Regions from separate parts of the Mus musculus genome. Here region 2 is linked to region 1. A link is a loop called in an ENCODE intact Hi-C map of the cell type or tissue named here. Cell type or tissue: left cerebral cortex. All regions are shown on one strand.

Region 1 (8,000 bases):
TACAGGTGTTCTGGGCTCCTCATATTTGAAACGAGATTCTGATCCTTCTTAAAAGTGAGATTTCCGCCTTAGCGTTACAGATGTAGTGACTGTTGTAAAGATGAAGGTGACTGGGGACTGGTCCAAAAGCCACAGGGATGCTGGCACAGGGGGCCTGGAAAGATGACCCTGTGGCAAGCACCCACATCAGTTAGGTGGTTCTCAGCCACCTGTGACTGTAGCTCTAAGGGGATGTGGAACCTTCTTCTGGCCTATTGGGGACACCCCTACCCACATGTACAGTTACAGAGACGCAGACAAACACATAAATAAATGTGAAATAAATCTTTTAAAAATGTAGTGGCAAATGTGTTTCAAATATAAGACAAAGCTTCAAGTCATAAAACAATAAGTGGAAGTTTAGTCAGTCGTTTTTTGAAAGTTACTATCTCTCCAGCAAATTTCCCACTTCCCCTACATCTTCCCCAGTGTCTTTTTCGCTGTAGCCACTTCAGTGGGTGTCATGTGATCTCTCAAGAGTTTTGGGTGGAATTTGAGTGGGTTTTATTGCATAATTTTAGAATTAGGTTTAGTTTGGATTCTCAAGCTTATTAAGCCATCTCTTCTAGTTGAATTAAATCCTAAGGAGGAGTGTGGCCTGGCCGTGTGTCAAGGATATGGCTTATGGGACATATTTCTTTTTGCTTGGAATTTTGAAACCGGCTCTTATCACATAGCCAGGTCCAAATAATCCGATCTTGGTGCTTTCAACCTCCCCAGTTATGAGATCCATATACCACATGCCACCAATACCTAGCTGTGACATTACGTTATGAGATGGCTCAACAAGTAGAGGTACTTGCTCGAAGGCCTGATGACCTAACACCGCCAATCGCCTGATTCTGTAGGAGGGCAGAGAGAACTGGCTCCCAGGAGTTTTTCCCCTGACTTCCACCGATACAGAAAATAGCCCATGCGCCTAATCACTCACACCCCTGCATCTGCTCAAGCTCTATCTCCACCCCCTCCCCGCAACACACAGTGAAATAAACATGAGTGCAAATGTATTCTAAGGGGCTGGAGCGATGGCTCAGCGGTTAAGAGCACTGACTGCTCTTCCAGAGGTTCTGAGTTCAATTCCCAGCAACCACATGGTGACCCACAACCATTTGTAATGGGATCTGATGCCCTCTTCTGGTACGTCTGAAGACTGCTACAGTGTACTCATATACATAAAATAAATACATAAATATTTACATGGCCTACGGTTGCCACGTCAGAGTCAGCAGGGCCCTGCCCTTCTCTTCGAATTCTACCATGGTCTCATGCTGGCATGTGGGCTCCCAAGTTCTTTTATAACTAAAATTCAGGAGTTTTTGCTGTTGCAACAGAAATAGGGGTTGAATTATCATAATTGTGTAGTCCCAAAAATATATAATATCATGACTTAACAGAACTGCTGGTGTTCAGCAAGCAGGGAACAGAATTAGCAGGGCCAGGAAGACACAAGTCTGTAGCTATTTGGTTACTGAATGGGCTTAGTTCTTAGAGAAGGAAGGTATGGTGGTGTTGCTCCTGATCTCAGCACCGAGGAGGCTTAGGCAGGAAGATCAGGAGTTTGAGACCGGCCTAGGCTTCTACAGCAAGAGAAGTGCATGGGATAGGAAGAAAAAAGCAGGAGTAAGAAGTGCCTGGGGGCTGGAGAGATGGCTCAGTGGTTAAGAGCAGGGACTGCTCTTCCGGAGGTCCTGAGTTCAAATCCCATCAACCACATGGTGGCTCACAACCATCTATAATGGGATCCGATGCCCTCTTCTGGTGTGTCTGAAGATAGCTACAGTGTAGTCATATACATAAAGTAAATAAATGAAAGGAAGAAAGGAAAGAAGGCAGGCCAAGTGTGCACTGGAAGGAGCCACCGAAGTGGGGCTGCAGAGGACCTGCCTCCTAGGCGTACTTACACTTACTTTGGATATGGAGACCTGACGTCCCTAATCTCTGTTTTCTCGCAGGTGGTTGGCATTCACATGCAGGGGATTGGCTGTGATGAGATGCTGCAGGGCTTCGCTGTAGCGGTGAAAATGGGGGCCACCAAGGCCGACTTCGACAACACAGTTGCCATTCATCCTACCTCTTCAGAGGAGCTGGTCACCCTGCGCTGAGAGCCTGGGGACCCAGGTGGCTAGCGGTGCGACCAGCAGGCCTCCGGGAGGAACCGATCGAGTTTACGCCCAGCTTCTACAGATCTCTGTATTTTAATCAGGAATTTCTGGTGGTGTAAATTTCCAGCTATACACACGCACAGAAGAACTTATGTATCTAATCAGAAGGTTGTTTTGTTAATCCGGGGTTGGTTTTCATTTGATAATATTTATAATTAATATTTTGATTTTTTTGTTGTTGTTTAATTAACAGCCTTGTGTTTGTTGTGTTTTTCTTGCTTTGGCCCCATTCCAAGTTTAAATGTACATGACATACACTCAAGTTAGTGTACCTGATGGATGAATATTGCTGGCTAATTTCTTTTATTTTTTATTTTTTTCCTTTTTTTATGCAGCCCAAGGTGGCCTCAAACAACTCAGAATCCTCCAGCTATAGCCTCATGGGTGCTGGAATTCTAGGCCTGCATGGCCTCTCCTGGCCTAGCTTGCTAGTTTTATATGATGGGAAGTCTGCAGAATATACGTGGTATTTTTGTTCTGTATTGGAAAGCTGCCCCAATGTTACCTCTCTATTCTTGTTTTATTCTTTGCTCTGTGTTAAATGATTTAAAATGGTTTGTGTTATTTTCATGGAACAAAGTGCATTAAAGTTAGACTTGAGGCTGGTTAGGTAAAGGAGAAATGACAGTACATGCAAGACGGAAGGCTGAGGCACTCGGGAGCCCTTTCTTCTTCTGAGTATTCCTGGTTCATTCAGTCATTTCTGTATCTCTGCGTTTGTTTTTTTTTTTTTGTTTTGTTTTTTATGAAAACTGTTCCAAATTTTTGAAATTCACTGCATTGTCTTATAAAATTTATTACGAACTATGCTGCTGTCAGTGTATTTTCTAAGACTTTCCACACTGGGAGAACAGACACCAGCATCTGTTAGCGAAGAAGTCTCTTTAAAACAGGTGCCAGAGGGGCTGGAGGGATGGGACTGTTCAGGGCTTCTCATTCTTGTGAAGGATTCAGTTTGGTTCCTGGCTCCCCCTTCTGGCCTTTGTAGGCACTACACATATGGTGTACAAATACACACATGGTGTACAAACACATGCAGGCAAAACACTAACACATAAAGTTTTAAAAAAAAAAGAGTGCTAGAGGGCTGGAGAGATAGCTCAGTGGTTAAGAACACTGACTGCTCTTCCTAAGGTCCTGAGTTCAAATCCCAGCAACCACATGGTGGCTCACAACCATCTGTAGTGAGATCTGATGCCCTCTTCCGGAGTGTCTGAAGACAGCTACAGTGTACTTACATATAACAAATAAATCTTTTTTTTTTTAAAGTGCTAGAGAGATGGCTAAGCGGTTAAGAGCATTGACTGCCCTTCCAAAGGTCCTGAGTTCAAATCCCAGCAACCACATGGTGGCTCACAACCATCTGTAATGAGACCCTCTTCTAGGGTGTCTGAAGACAGCTACAGTGTACTTACATATAATAAATAAATTAAAAGAAAAGAAAAGCCGTGAAGGACCAGGGATATGAAAGACAGTCTCAGTGGATAGATGGGGGTGGAGGAGCAGCCTGAGGTACGGTGGTGCACACCAGCACTGGAGAGGTAGAGGCCAGGAGACAGCCTGGGCTACAAGAGATCCTGACTTTTTTTTTTTTTTTTAGATTTATTTATTTATTATATGTAAGTACACTGTAGCTGTCCTCAGATACTCCAGAAGAGGACATCAGATTTCATTATGGATGGCTGTGAGCCACCATGTGGTTGCTGGGATTTGAACTCGGGACCTTTGGAAGAGCAGTAGGCGCTCTTAACCACTGAGCCATCTCGCCAGCCCCCCCCCCCTTTTTTTAAAGGGGGGTCGTGTGTGTGTTATAACCCCATTTCTGTTGTCTTTATCAGCTGGGTAAGCAAAGTCCTCCTTGTCTGTGGGTTTCATGAGCAATGCAATGCTACTGAGGCTTTTCATTTTTCTTTTTTCGATTTTTCAAGACAGGGTTTCTCCGTGTAGCCCTGGCTGTCCTGGAACTCACTCTGTAGACCAGGCTGGCCTCGAATTCAGAAATCCGCCTGCCTCTGCCTCCCGAGTGCTGGTACTAAAGGCGTGCGCCACCATGCCCGACTGAGGCTTTTCATTAAGCTTTTCCTGGGTGACTTTCTGAGTTGGCCACAGCCAGTTTGAGCACTGGCTTCTGGGTAGCCCCGGTGCCGACGAAGTAAAACAAGCGCATTAGTAACTATATCATGTGTTTGTGGCGGGAATAAGATAGGATCCCCAAACGTGGATTTTTGACTGATACAGGTGCCCTCCACTCTCAGTAGCCTGAAAAATAGTGTGCTGAGCTTCTGGGCTCCACTGGGGCTCCACTGGGGCTCCAGTCTTACTCTGCACATGTCCCGGAGTTGAATTGTACCTCTGCTGGGAGGGGAGGCTCCAAGAGCCAGCGCTCTTCTAACACCGTATGTGCTATGTTTACCTTGTTCTTCAGCCCTGGGGATGGTACAAGGAATACAGGCTCTGCTACTGAGCCACAACCTGAGCCCTATCACGGAGTCCCATTGGTGACCTTGTGGTCCTGTACTGGGTCCATAGTAAACCAACAGACTCTTCTCCTCTGTCCTCAGATTAGCCTAGCCCTTGAGATGCTGTGGCTTGACAGCCCTTCTTAACCCCATGCACAGATATGAACAAATAACTGCTGTGTACAGTGCATAGCACAGTGTAGGTGCTCACTAGATTTTATTAATATTCCCCAAAGACTGGGCATTCACTTCTGAGTAACCTAGTCTGGAAAAAAAAATTTTTTTTAATTTTTGCAGAATAGTCATGCCACATAGCCCAAGATAGCCCACTCTTGTGATCCTCCTGCCTCAGCCTACCAAATGTTGTGACTATAAGCATATATCATCATACCCTGCATGAGAGAAAACATTTCTAAACAAGTAGCAGGGCAGTGAAGCAGCTATGTGGTTTGTTGATTAAAGGGACACCTTGAAGAATGAAAGAAGTACAGCTGAGCCGGGTGTGGTGGCGCACGCCTTTAATCCCAGCACTTGGGAGGCAGAGGGAGGCGGATTTCTGAGTTCGAGGCCAGCCTAGTCTACAGAGTGAGTTCCAGGACAGCCAGGGCTACACAGAGAAACCCTGTGTCAAAAAAACAAAAAAAAAAAAAGAAAGAAAGAAAGAAAGAAAGAAAGAAAGAAAGAAAGAAAGAAAGAAAGAAAGAAAGAAAGAAAGAGGTACAGCTGATAATTGAGACAGTAGCCCGAGGTTGGAACTCTCTCCCTGAAATGGGACATTGCCATTCTAATTACACATTATTACACAGATGTACCTGTGACTTTGGGAAAGAGGGTCAGAGCTAGAGAAATGGTCAGAGTGTTTCGTTGCTGGGTAACAAACTACTCCAAAATGTAGTCTGTTTTTCTTTTTTTTAAAGATTTATTTATTTATTATATGTAAGTACACTGTAGCTGTCCTTAGATACTCCATAAGAGGGCATCAGATTTTGTTATGGATGGTTGTGAGCCACCATGTGGTTGCTGGGATTTGAACTCGGGACCTTTGGAAGAGCAGTCGGTGCTCTTAACCACTGAGCCATCTCGCCAGCCCCAAAATGTAGTCTCTTAAAACAGAAGCTTGCAGTGCAGTTTAGTGAAAAGGGGCTCCAAACAGCTTCTGTGCCTGCCCCTTAATGAACCTTCTGGTCTTTTGGCCCATACGGCGACGCACTCTGCGTGGCATCCCGCACATGTGCAGAGCCCGCTCCTTCTGCACACCTCTCAAGACTAGAAGGTTTTCAGGGCTTCTGGGAAATGGACAGGAGTCCAGAGGAAGAGCTCCAACGCCGGAAGCCTGCTGGATGCTAAGCCTCGTCCTTGGTTGTAGAAGGACCAAATTAGATCATTTAATTGCTCTCCTAAAAAGGTTATCGCTGCACATGTTAGCACACGAACTTAGGAGGCAGAGCCAGGTGGATCTTTATGAGTTTGAAGCCATCCAGGTCTACTGAGTGAGTTCTAGGACAGCCAGGACTACACAGAGAAACCCTGTCTGGGAAAAAAAAAAAAAAAAAAAAAAAAAACAGGAAAAATTGTCACCACATGTCGAACAGTGGTAGACCCCTGAGGTTAGTAGGCACTGGATTTTTGTTGGATTTATTTTCCACTCCTGGCTGGTAAATAGCTTACTGGTTGGTAGTTGTTGGTACTTGAAGAGCAAAGCCATTTGAGCCTAACAACTATTACCATCTGCGATGTCTATTCCTGGTTGTCCACATGACTCTATCTGGAATGAATTGGAAGGCTCACCTGTGATCCAGATCTTGAGGCTGGAAGACACAAGTTTTCTGACCCGGATCTTGGCATGGAGATCTTGAGGCATAGTAGCTATGAATCCCAAGAGACTAAGGCAAGGAGATCTGTGAGTCTGAGGTCAGCCTGGGACAAAACAAGTTCAGATCCAGGGGTGGTGGTACACACCTTTAATCTGGGCCACACCTTCTGCTGGAGACCTACACAAGGACATTGGAAGAAGGAAGATTCACTCTTCTTTGCCTGCTTGCCTTGTGGGACTGAGCAACTGCTAGATCCTTGGACTTTCATTCACAGCTGCTGCTGACCATTGTTGGGGAGTTGGGACTACAGACTGTAAGTCATCAACAAATTCCCTTACAATATAGAGACCACCCATAAGTTCTGGGACTCTAGAGAACCCTGACTAATACACCATCTTCATCAAAGCAGCTACGACCTATAGTAAGACGCTAAAGATGGAGAATCCGTTTGCATTTCCTTATAGAAGGCACGAGTGGAGGGTTATTACCCTTCACCCAAGACCTCAGCCACTCATACCTGCCATCTCTCTGACAGCTGAGTGTAAGTCTGACCCAACTGAAGATGATCATGTGGTCTCAGGTGGAAACTGGAAGGTTAAGAGAAAAACTCCATCTACACAGCACTGGGGAAGTCTTAACTAGTGCTGGTGTGAGCTTCCCAGTGGTGCCGCTCTTTGTGCTTTACCCATGAACCCGTAAGGAATGCTAACTAATAGGTTGGCCAGGTTGGCCAGGTTGGCCTTTGGTAGAGAACGTTGCTTGACCTGCTGCGATTCCCTACCTGGGTAAGTAGATATTTGTCTACATCTTCACAGGAAAGTTCACGCAATAGGACTTGTGTTCACTCGGTCCAGACAGTATTTTTGTCTTCAATGTAATGAACCAGTGTGGTGTTCCTGGAAGGACAAACAGTCCAATTTGCTGTGAGTCAAATTGTGACAGGCTGAAGGGTACATCCCTGAGACAAGTTCTGGCCATCTGAAAACAGTCTGCTTAATGGCCCTTTTTTATAATATGGACAAAAAGCCTTGTCGGATAAGCAAGTGCCCATCAGGTGTTTTTAATGTTCTGTTGTTGTGAAGAGAAACCATGACTACTTCAGTTCTTATTAAGGGAAGCTTTTCATCGGGGCTGGCTTACAGTTTCAGAGGTTTAGTCAATTTTCATCATTGTAGGAAGCATGGCAGCATGCAGGCAGACATGGTGCAGATGTAGCTGAGAGTCCTACATCTGGATCCACAGACAGCAAGAAGAAGAGAGAGATACTGGGCGAGGCTTGTGTACTTGAAATCCCAAAGCCCAGCCCCAGAGACACATTTCCCCCACAGATACTCCAACAAGGCCACACCTCCTCGTTCCTCTGAAGTGATTCCTTAGTGATCAAGCATTCAGTTATATGAGTTAGTGGGGGCCATTCCTATTCAAACCATCACAGAGACCAAAGGTGTTGGCTCCCTTGGAGCTGGCCTTACAGCTGTGAGCTGCCTGCTGTTGGTGTTAGGAAAGGAACTTCGGTCCTCTGGGGA
Region 2 (8,000 bases), 73 kb before region 1:
CTGTCATCCTGAAATCCAGTCCCTAGGAATTAAAAATCATTTCCATATCTTCCAAAGTAATCCTTTTACACTTTAATGTCTCTATTGCAGAGAATATGTGGGCCTACTGTCATGGTAGTAACAAAACCTAATCCATAAATGAGATGAAAAATACTTAGTAAAAATTTGAGACACCATTAATTCCAACACTTGGGAGGCAGAGGGATCTCTGAATTTGAGGCCAGCCCAGAGAAACCATGTCTTGAAAAAACAGCAACAAAGTTGAAAACAAAATATTTGGGAAAAATTTTGGATCAAAATCACCAAAAGCTTTGTCAAAATACATGTTTTGGCACCTGAGACAAAGTCCACTCACTATGGGCCATTCCTATAATTGTCCAGCACCACAGAAAAGAAAAAAATCACATAGTTATGAGAAACATTTTCCTGCCACATCCAGCTGAAATCATATTTGCCTCAACACATGACATTTTAAACAAAGCATGTTTTGCTTCAAAAACAACAGTAAACTGAGTGTGGTTGCTTCCATTATAGCTGTAGTGCCAAAGCTACGACTGGAGGATTACTGTAACCAAGTTACTGGGTTTGAGACAAACCCATGCAACAGCAAGATCTTGTGTCTCAACAACAAAAGCCTGATAAATGGCAGAGACATAATGTTCCCAGGGACTCTGAAGTATCAGATCATTCAACCAGAGCCTTATATTGCCAGCCACCAGGCAAGAATCCACTGCTGACCTATAGAATAAATCTGTCATCATTTTAACTAAGACAGTTTTGGAAGCGTTGGGAATTGAACCCCAGTTTTCTACACGTGCTGAGCACCCACTCTGCCACTTAGCTCACAGTAAGGTTACAGTTGCTTTGAGTCAGAGTCTGCCTAGCTGGCTCTGAACTCACAATCTTGCCCTGTGTCAGATCCACGACCCCTGCAGTGGAAGCATTATACTCATATTACACTGCGGCCCAATTTAAACTTTTTAAAATAAGAGGCCATGTGTGGCAGCTCATGCCTAGAATCCAGTCATTTGGGAAGCTATCACAGACACCAAGTTCAGGCCAGCCTCGACTACAGGGTAAGTGCTAGCTAGCCTCAGCAAAACCTAGTATCTTACCCACCAACGTAAATGTAGTAAACAACCAAAGAAATACAGCTCAGAGAATGCCTGCCTGAAGACTTAAGATTCTTTCCTAATATAAAAAATGAAGAAAGAAAATTGAAGGGGAAAACACAATGTTAATGTAGAGATCACAACTTAAACCCTCAGTCTGCAATGCAGAACCTTCACATTGTCTGTCTGTGTGGTCTTGTCTCCCACTGCATTTGAACACAATGTTGACAAATTTCATAAGACAATATTTCTGAAAACATTGGTTTCCTCACCTGTGAATTCCACGACTTGAAAAATCTTCTCCTCAGAACACGTCCATTTGGGCATCGAAGGGCAACAGTAACTACCTGTGGATTACAAATGTAAGCTACACTGGGCGTGGTGGCGCACACCTTTAATCCCAGCACTCGGGAGGCAGAGGCAGGCGGATTTCTGAGTTCAAAGCCAGCCAGGGCTATACAGAGAGACCCTGTCTTCGAAAACCCCCTTCCCCCAAAAAACAAACAAACAAAAAAAACAAACGTAAGCTACAGTGGTCACCCAGACCTATGGTCCACACAGGATGCCCAGGTAGGAAGATGCAAATCTGAGGCCAGCCTAAGTGACAAAGCAAGATCTCATCTCAGGAACAAGACAGAAGTCCAGATGGGAACTCTAGCTAGCCTGGGGATAAGGCTCAGCTGGTATAAGAGTGCCTAGCAACACAACGCCCTGGGTTCACTACCCACCACCCCATGCACCACACTGGAGAGAGCATCATGTGTACTATATGGATGCACCACCTGTCAATTTAAAAGCCATAGGGTCTATAGCTTGGGCAGGAAATGGAAATGGAGGGTAGAGCACCCAGGAGACAAAGGATTCTGGGATAGAGCCAGACTGGCTATCCACCTGGGATGAGGTAAGGAGAAGGATGCATGGTAGCTGAATGCAGTCACGTGACAGAATGTAGGTTAAAATAATTGGGTTATTTTAGCTATGATCTACTCAGAGTAGAGCCTAGCTGTATGGCCAAGGTATATATAAATATACTTTTGAGTCTGAGTCTTATTTCTGAGAGCATGTGGCTAGGAAGAAGAACCAGGACCTAACTCTATACCACATATGGTGGTACAAGCAGTTCCTTCCTAGCTGCAAAGGTAGAGCCAAGAGGACCAGACGCTCAAGATGATCTGCAACTACACAGTGGGTCTGAGGACATCCTTGACTACATGAAACTACCTCAAAAAAAAAAAAAATGTGTAAGTAGGTAGAAGAGATGGTTACGCACACTGGCTGATCTCCCAGAAGACCCAAGTTCAATTCCCAGCACCTACATAGCAGCTGACAAACTAACCCCAACCCTAGGGTTATGATGCACTCTTTGGACATGCACAGGTGTGGTGGTTTGAATAGTTAGCCCCATAGACGCATGTGTTTGAATGCTTGGCCATAGGGAGTGATACTAGTAGGAGGTGTGGCCTTGTTAGAGGAAGTGTGTCACTACACTCAGTGACACAGTCTTCTGTTTTCTATGAATCAAGATGTAGAACTCTCAGCTCCATCTCCAGTACCATGTCTGCCTGGATGCTGCCATGTTTCCCACCACGATGATAATGGACTAAACAGGGCTGGAGCGATGGCTCTGGTTAGGAGCACTGACTGCTCTTCCCAAGATCAAATCCCAGCGACCACATGGTGGCTCACAACCATCCGTGATGAGATCTGATGCCCTCTTCTGGGGTGTCTGAAGACAGCTACAGTATACTTATATATAATAAAAAAATAAATTTTTTTTTAAAAAAGATAATGGACTAAACCTCTGGAACTGTATGCCAGTCCAAATTAAAGTTTTCCTTTATAGAGTTGCCAAGGTCATGGTGTCCCTTCACAGCAATAATAGTCTTAAGATAATGGGCATGCATGTGGTGGACAGACAGACATATATTCAGGCAAAACACTCATACATATCAAATGATTTGGGGATATCTTATCAACTGAATAAGAAAGGTGCCCCTGGGCTGGTGAGATGGCTCATGCGGTTAAGAGCACTGACTGTTCTTCCGTAGGTCCTGAGTTCAAATCCCAACAACCACATGGTGGCTCACAACCATCCGTAATGAGATCTGTCGCCCTCTTCTGGTGTGTCTGAAAACAGCTATACTGTACTTACGTATAATAATAAATCTTAAAGAAAAAAAAGGTGTCCCTGTTTTCTCAATTGTTAATTTCTACTCCAGGATAGCAGAATATGTAAATATTTGTCACTTTCATACCTGCCCCAAAAGGCAGGCTGCAGCAGGGGAAGCCACTTAGCCCTTAATGCCAAAAGGCAACAGAGAGATGGACCAGGCATTGTCCTGGGGCTGCTTGGTTCAGATGGAATGAATAAATGTGACTTTTTGCATAATAAAGAGCTAGCTGCTGGAGCTGGGGCAGAACCACTGGAGAGAGAGAAAGTCAGAGACGGAGGCTTGCTCATCAGGAGAAGAGCAAGGACGTACAGCAAGGAGAGCCACGTGCAGAGGTGTAATGGTGGGGCAGTTAGGTTAAGTCAGATGGGCTAGCTGAGGCCTGCCCTCAGCAAACAAGCCTTATACTCTACAGATGTCCCCATGCCTCTATTGTTAAACCACAGGCAGGACCCTTGAGAACTCCACAATAAAATCTAAAAGAAAAAACTGTGTGTATTTTAAAGGGGCTGGAGAGCATGTGCTGCTTCTGCAGAGGACCTGGGTTCAGTTGCCAACACCCACATCAGGTGATTCACAACCGCCAGCAACCCCGTCCTAGGGAATCTAACAACCGCCCCTGGCCTCCGTGGGCACCTGCACTCGTGTGGGGCACAAACTCTTGCAGGCACACACACACACACAAATGTCTTTCTCCTGGGGATTCCGTATCTGGATTGCTCTCAATTATCTTTATCTGTGAGAAAGCTTCAGATTTTCCAAAGTAGTAACATGCATGGCTGCTTCAAAAGCTGTTTTCTTAGGAGTCTAATGGATGCTAAACTTCATGGGATGCAGACAGTTCTCTTTCTAGGCATGCTGACTAATAACTTCATGGTTCTAAAGGCACATGGTCCCCTGCATCAGACCGTCATCTGTAACTAAGCCAGCCAGGAGCAGAAAAGACAAACGGTGACAGGCAGGTGCAGAATCTATCCTGTCCCAGCCCAGCCACAGCAGACCTCTCTCTAACTGCACCAGCAGCTGCAGGCTGCATCTTAAGTAGAGGACTACAGGGAAGCCTGTGTCAGTACTGCTGTTAGCAGTAAGCCGGGCTGTACCCTCCCACACAGCAGCACTCAGCTGAGCATCTATCTGATGCCAAGCTCAGACCTGATTCCAAGGCAACTGCCAGGAACCCGCTCTTCTCCCCATGTCCATGGGGAGGCAGGACTTGCCTGATGTCAGACAAAGGAAAGGGAGTTAAGAGAAACGGCGGCGTACCTCTTCAGCTGTTTCTGATGGTTCTTCAGGTAAATCAGGAACCTAAAGAAATATGAAATGGACATATGAGAACTCTCAAGAAGAACCCTGTTCAACAGGCTACATGCATCTAGGGTTTAAAAGGCTTCCTAAAATATCTACATCTGACAGGCATGGTGGCGCATGCCTTTAATCCCAGCACTTGGGAGGCAGGGGCAGGCGGATTTCTGAGTTCGAGGCCAGCCTGGTCTACAGAGTGAGTTCCAGGACAGCCAGGGCTACACAGAGAAACCCTGTCTCGAAAAACAAAAAAATAAAATAAAATAAAAAATTTACATCTATCAGACCTTTACAGTGAACCAGGCCTGGAGGCTCAATTAATGGTGCTTGCTGTCTAGCGTGACCTGCGTTTTGATTCCCAGGACCCACATGGAGGAAAAAGAAGAACCAAATCCTGCATAGTTCTCCTCTGCCATCACACATGCATACACACACACACATACATGCATACACACTCACACATGCATACACACATACGCACATACACATGCATACACACTCACACATGCATACACACTCACACAATAAATAATTAATTTTTTTTTTTGGTTTTTCTACTCCCTCTGATGATCAGGCTGGCCTCGAACTCAGAAATCCACCTGCCTCTGCCTCCCGAGTGTCGGGATTAAAGGCATGTGCCACCACGCCCGGCTCACTAATGCAATTCTTATAAAAGTTTTTTGGTTTTTTTTTTTAAGTTTACAATAGAGTTCTGGCACTCAGGAGGCAGAGGCAGGTGAATCTCTGTGAGTTTGAGGACAGCTTCATTAACAAAGTGAGTTCTAAGACAGCCGGGGCTACACAGAGAAATTCTGTCTTAGAAAACAAAAACGGAGGGAGGGAGGGAGGGAGGGAGGGAGGGAGGGAGGGAGGGAGGGAGGGAGGGAGGGAGGAGAACTAGTTTACAACTGCAGTCAAAATTCAAGACAGCTGTTTTCAGTTGTGTCTAGCTGCTTCTTGTCCTTTCCTCTCTTAGCCAGAGTGCTTAAGATCTATAAAAGAAACAGGCAGGTTTCTGAGTCCAAGGCTAGCCTGGTCTACATAGCAAGTTCTAGGATAGCCAAAGCTACATAGTAAGACATTATCTCAAAAATACCACATAAAGTTTATATTAATATCTATTTGGTAAGCAAGATGGCTTACCAGATGTGGTTTGAATGAAAGTGGCCCTCATAGACTCATAGGGAGTGGCACTATCAGGACGTGTGGGCTTTGAGGTTTCAAATGCTCAAGCCCGTTCCAATTTCTCTTTCTGCTGTTTTCGGATCCTGATCTAGAACTCTCAGCTACCTCTCCAGCACCATGCCTGCCTGCATGCCACCATATGCCCACCATGCTCCCACCGTGACAATAACGGACTAAACCTCTGAAATATAAGCCAGCCCCAATAAAATGTTTTACTTCATACAAGTCGCCACAGTCACGGTCCCTTCATATCAGTAGAACATAGACTAGGGCACGGGGTGACAACCTGGGTTCAATCCCCAGACAAACGGATTCCCCCAAGGAGTTGTCAGATCTTCGCACTCCCATGTACACACACATATATGCTAAGTAAGTAAATGTAATTTCTAAATGTCTCTTAATTAAAGAAGAAAGAAACGAGTGAGTGCAGCCTGGGAAGACAGCCCAGCAGGGCTTCCGGACGCAGCATGTACCAGGCCCTCTTATCAGTGGTCAGCATGCTTTCCCTAACCTTTATTTCTTTTAAGATGTTCTAATATATTGTGTAAAAATGCATTATTTGGGCTGGAGAGATGGCTCAGCGGTTAAGAGCACCGACTGTTCTTCCAAAGGTCCTGAATTCAAATCCCACCACATGGTGACTCACAACCATCCGTAATGAGATCTGACACTCTCTTCTGGAGTGTCTGATGACAGCTACAGTGTACTCGCATATAACAATAAATAAATCTTTGAAAAAAATGATTTTTAAAAAAAGGCACAGGAAAAGCCTCAGGCTCAGGCTGTAGTGCCTGCCTGCTGGAAGTTCCTGGGAGGTAGAACTACAATGCCATGCCATTCCACACAGAATTATTTAGAGACACTGAGTAAAACTGTCTGCAGTTTATGTAAATAGGGATACAGAGACTGGATGCATTTACACGTGAGCACTGTCCCAACATCTCAATTTATACATGAAAATATCCTAGGGGCTGGAGAGATGGCTCAGCAGTTAAGAGCACAGGCTGCTCTTCTAGAAGTCCTGGGTTCAATTTCCAGCAACCACATGGTGGCTCACAACCATCTGTAATGGAACCAAATGCCCTCTTCTCATGTGCATGAAGTCAGGGTACTCATATACATAAAATAAATAAATATTTTTTTTAAAGAGAAAAAGAAAATATCCTAAAGTCTGAAATACTTCTGATCCCAAGTATTCAACCTGTAGAAGGCACTCAAGACACGACACAGCAGCGTCTTAAGACACCCGGTAGGAATGCTTCCCTTCATGAAGGCTGCTGTTTTCATCTCTTCACTATCAAGTTATTTCAATGGCATTCATCTCTTTTGTTTTGTTTTGGTTTTGGTTTGTTTTTTTCGAGACAGGGTTTCTCTGTGTAGCCCTGGCTGTCCTGGAACTCACTCTGTAGACCAGGCTGGCCTCGAACTCAGAAATCTGCCTGCCTCTGCCTCCTGAGTGCTGGGATTAGAGGCGTGGGCCACCACACCATTCATCTCATGGCTTTCCTCTACCCTGCCTCAGGTTTTTGGTTTTTAAGTGGGACCAATGGTCCACAGAGCTGCCTCCTGTACAAGGTTGTGGGGAGACACCATCTGGATTAAAGGCATCCTCCCCTTCCCCAGTAGCCCTTCCAAGGACACACTCCTGCCATCAGCGTCAAACTCAGGAAGTGGGTGTGAACAACGAACCTCCTTCCTCAGGAGCGGCCGAGCAGCTGGTGAAATTTCAGTTGAAAACTTAGGCAAGTTCTGTCTTCTTGCTGCCTCTCCGTTTATTGTTTCAAAAGATGCCTGACTTGAATTTTCAAACTCCGAATCTTCATCCCCCTGGTCAAAAACAACCAAAAAAACTCTGAGAGTCATGTTCTATTGATGAGGATCTACTCATAATGGTTACCTTTTTTAGCTCTCATAGTCATTTTTAGATCAGAAAACTAAAGTATAGTCTCACGGGGCAAGAAAACATGACACCGAATGAGTTCCAGACTCTCCCTTTATCCAGGTTCTAAGGCCTTCCTCTACTAGGAACGGCTGACAAGGGCCCACTCGGCTCACAGGAACTCATGTGGAGTCCAGACTGGCCCTGAGCACTCAGCATCTCCTGCGATGCCTCACAAGTATCCCGTCTGACTAAGCACAGAGTCTCTCCAAAGATAGAAACAAGGAAATGGCTAATGGTATCCTATCCGCTCCACAACAGCAGCCATTCAGGGAGGTGGCCTGCAGTTAA

The links. Hi-C counts contacts between places; a loop is a spot of excess contacts. Peaks named below come from ENCODE experiments on the same cell type or tissue, not always from the same donor. Only the 100,000 strongest peaks of a DNase experiment are listed, where the experiment ranks them.
Region 2: it touches region 1 in a loop (1.9-fold over the local background); 3 of 42 quality-filtered maps call a loop at or near these places.

Annotation. Positions count from the first base shown.
Region 1 is chr8:33,695,155-33,703,154 of GRCm38, forward strand. Gsr (glutathione reductase) reads left to right here. Exons shown (of 13, transcript NM_010344.4): 13 at 1,992-3,008. The coding sequence ends at 2,141. Gm40485 (a long non-coding RNA gene) reads right to left here. Exons shown (of 4, transcript XR_870310.1): 3 at 7,256-7,370; 4 at 6,621-6,651. Among named protein-coding and RNA genes, the nearest start is that of Gm24727, 7.4 kb to the left of the region's middle. In left cerebral cortex, CTCF peaks have their summits at 1,195 (motif pointing left) and 3,176 (motif pointing left); a DNase peak (open chromatin) is centred at 3,180.
Region 2 is chr8:33,621,778-33,629,777 of GRCm38, forward strand. It overlaps Ubxn8 (UBX domain protein 8), which reads right to left. Exons shown (of 8, transcript NM_178648.2): 5 at 7,460-7,597; 6 at 4,547-4,588; 7 at 1,385-1,459. Among named protein-coding and RNA genes, the nearest start is that of Ubxn8, 16 kb to the right of the region's middle. In left cerebral cortex, CTCF peaks have their summits at 3,255 (motif pointing left) and 4,479; a DNase peak (open chromatin) is centred at 4,412; H3K27ac peaks cover 838 bases.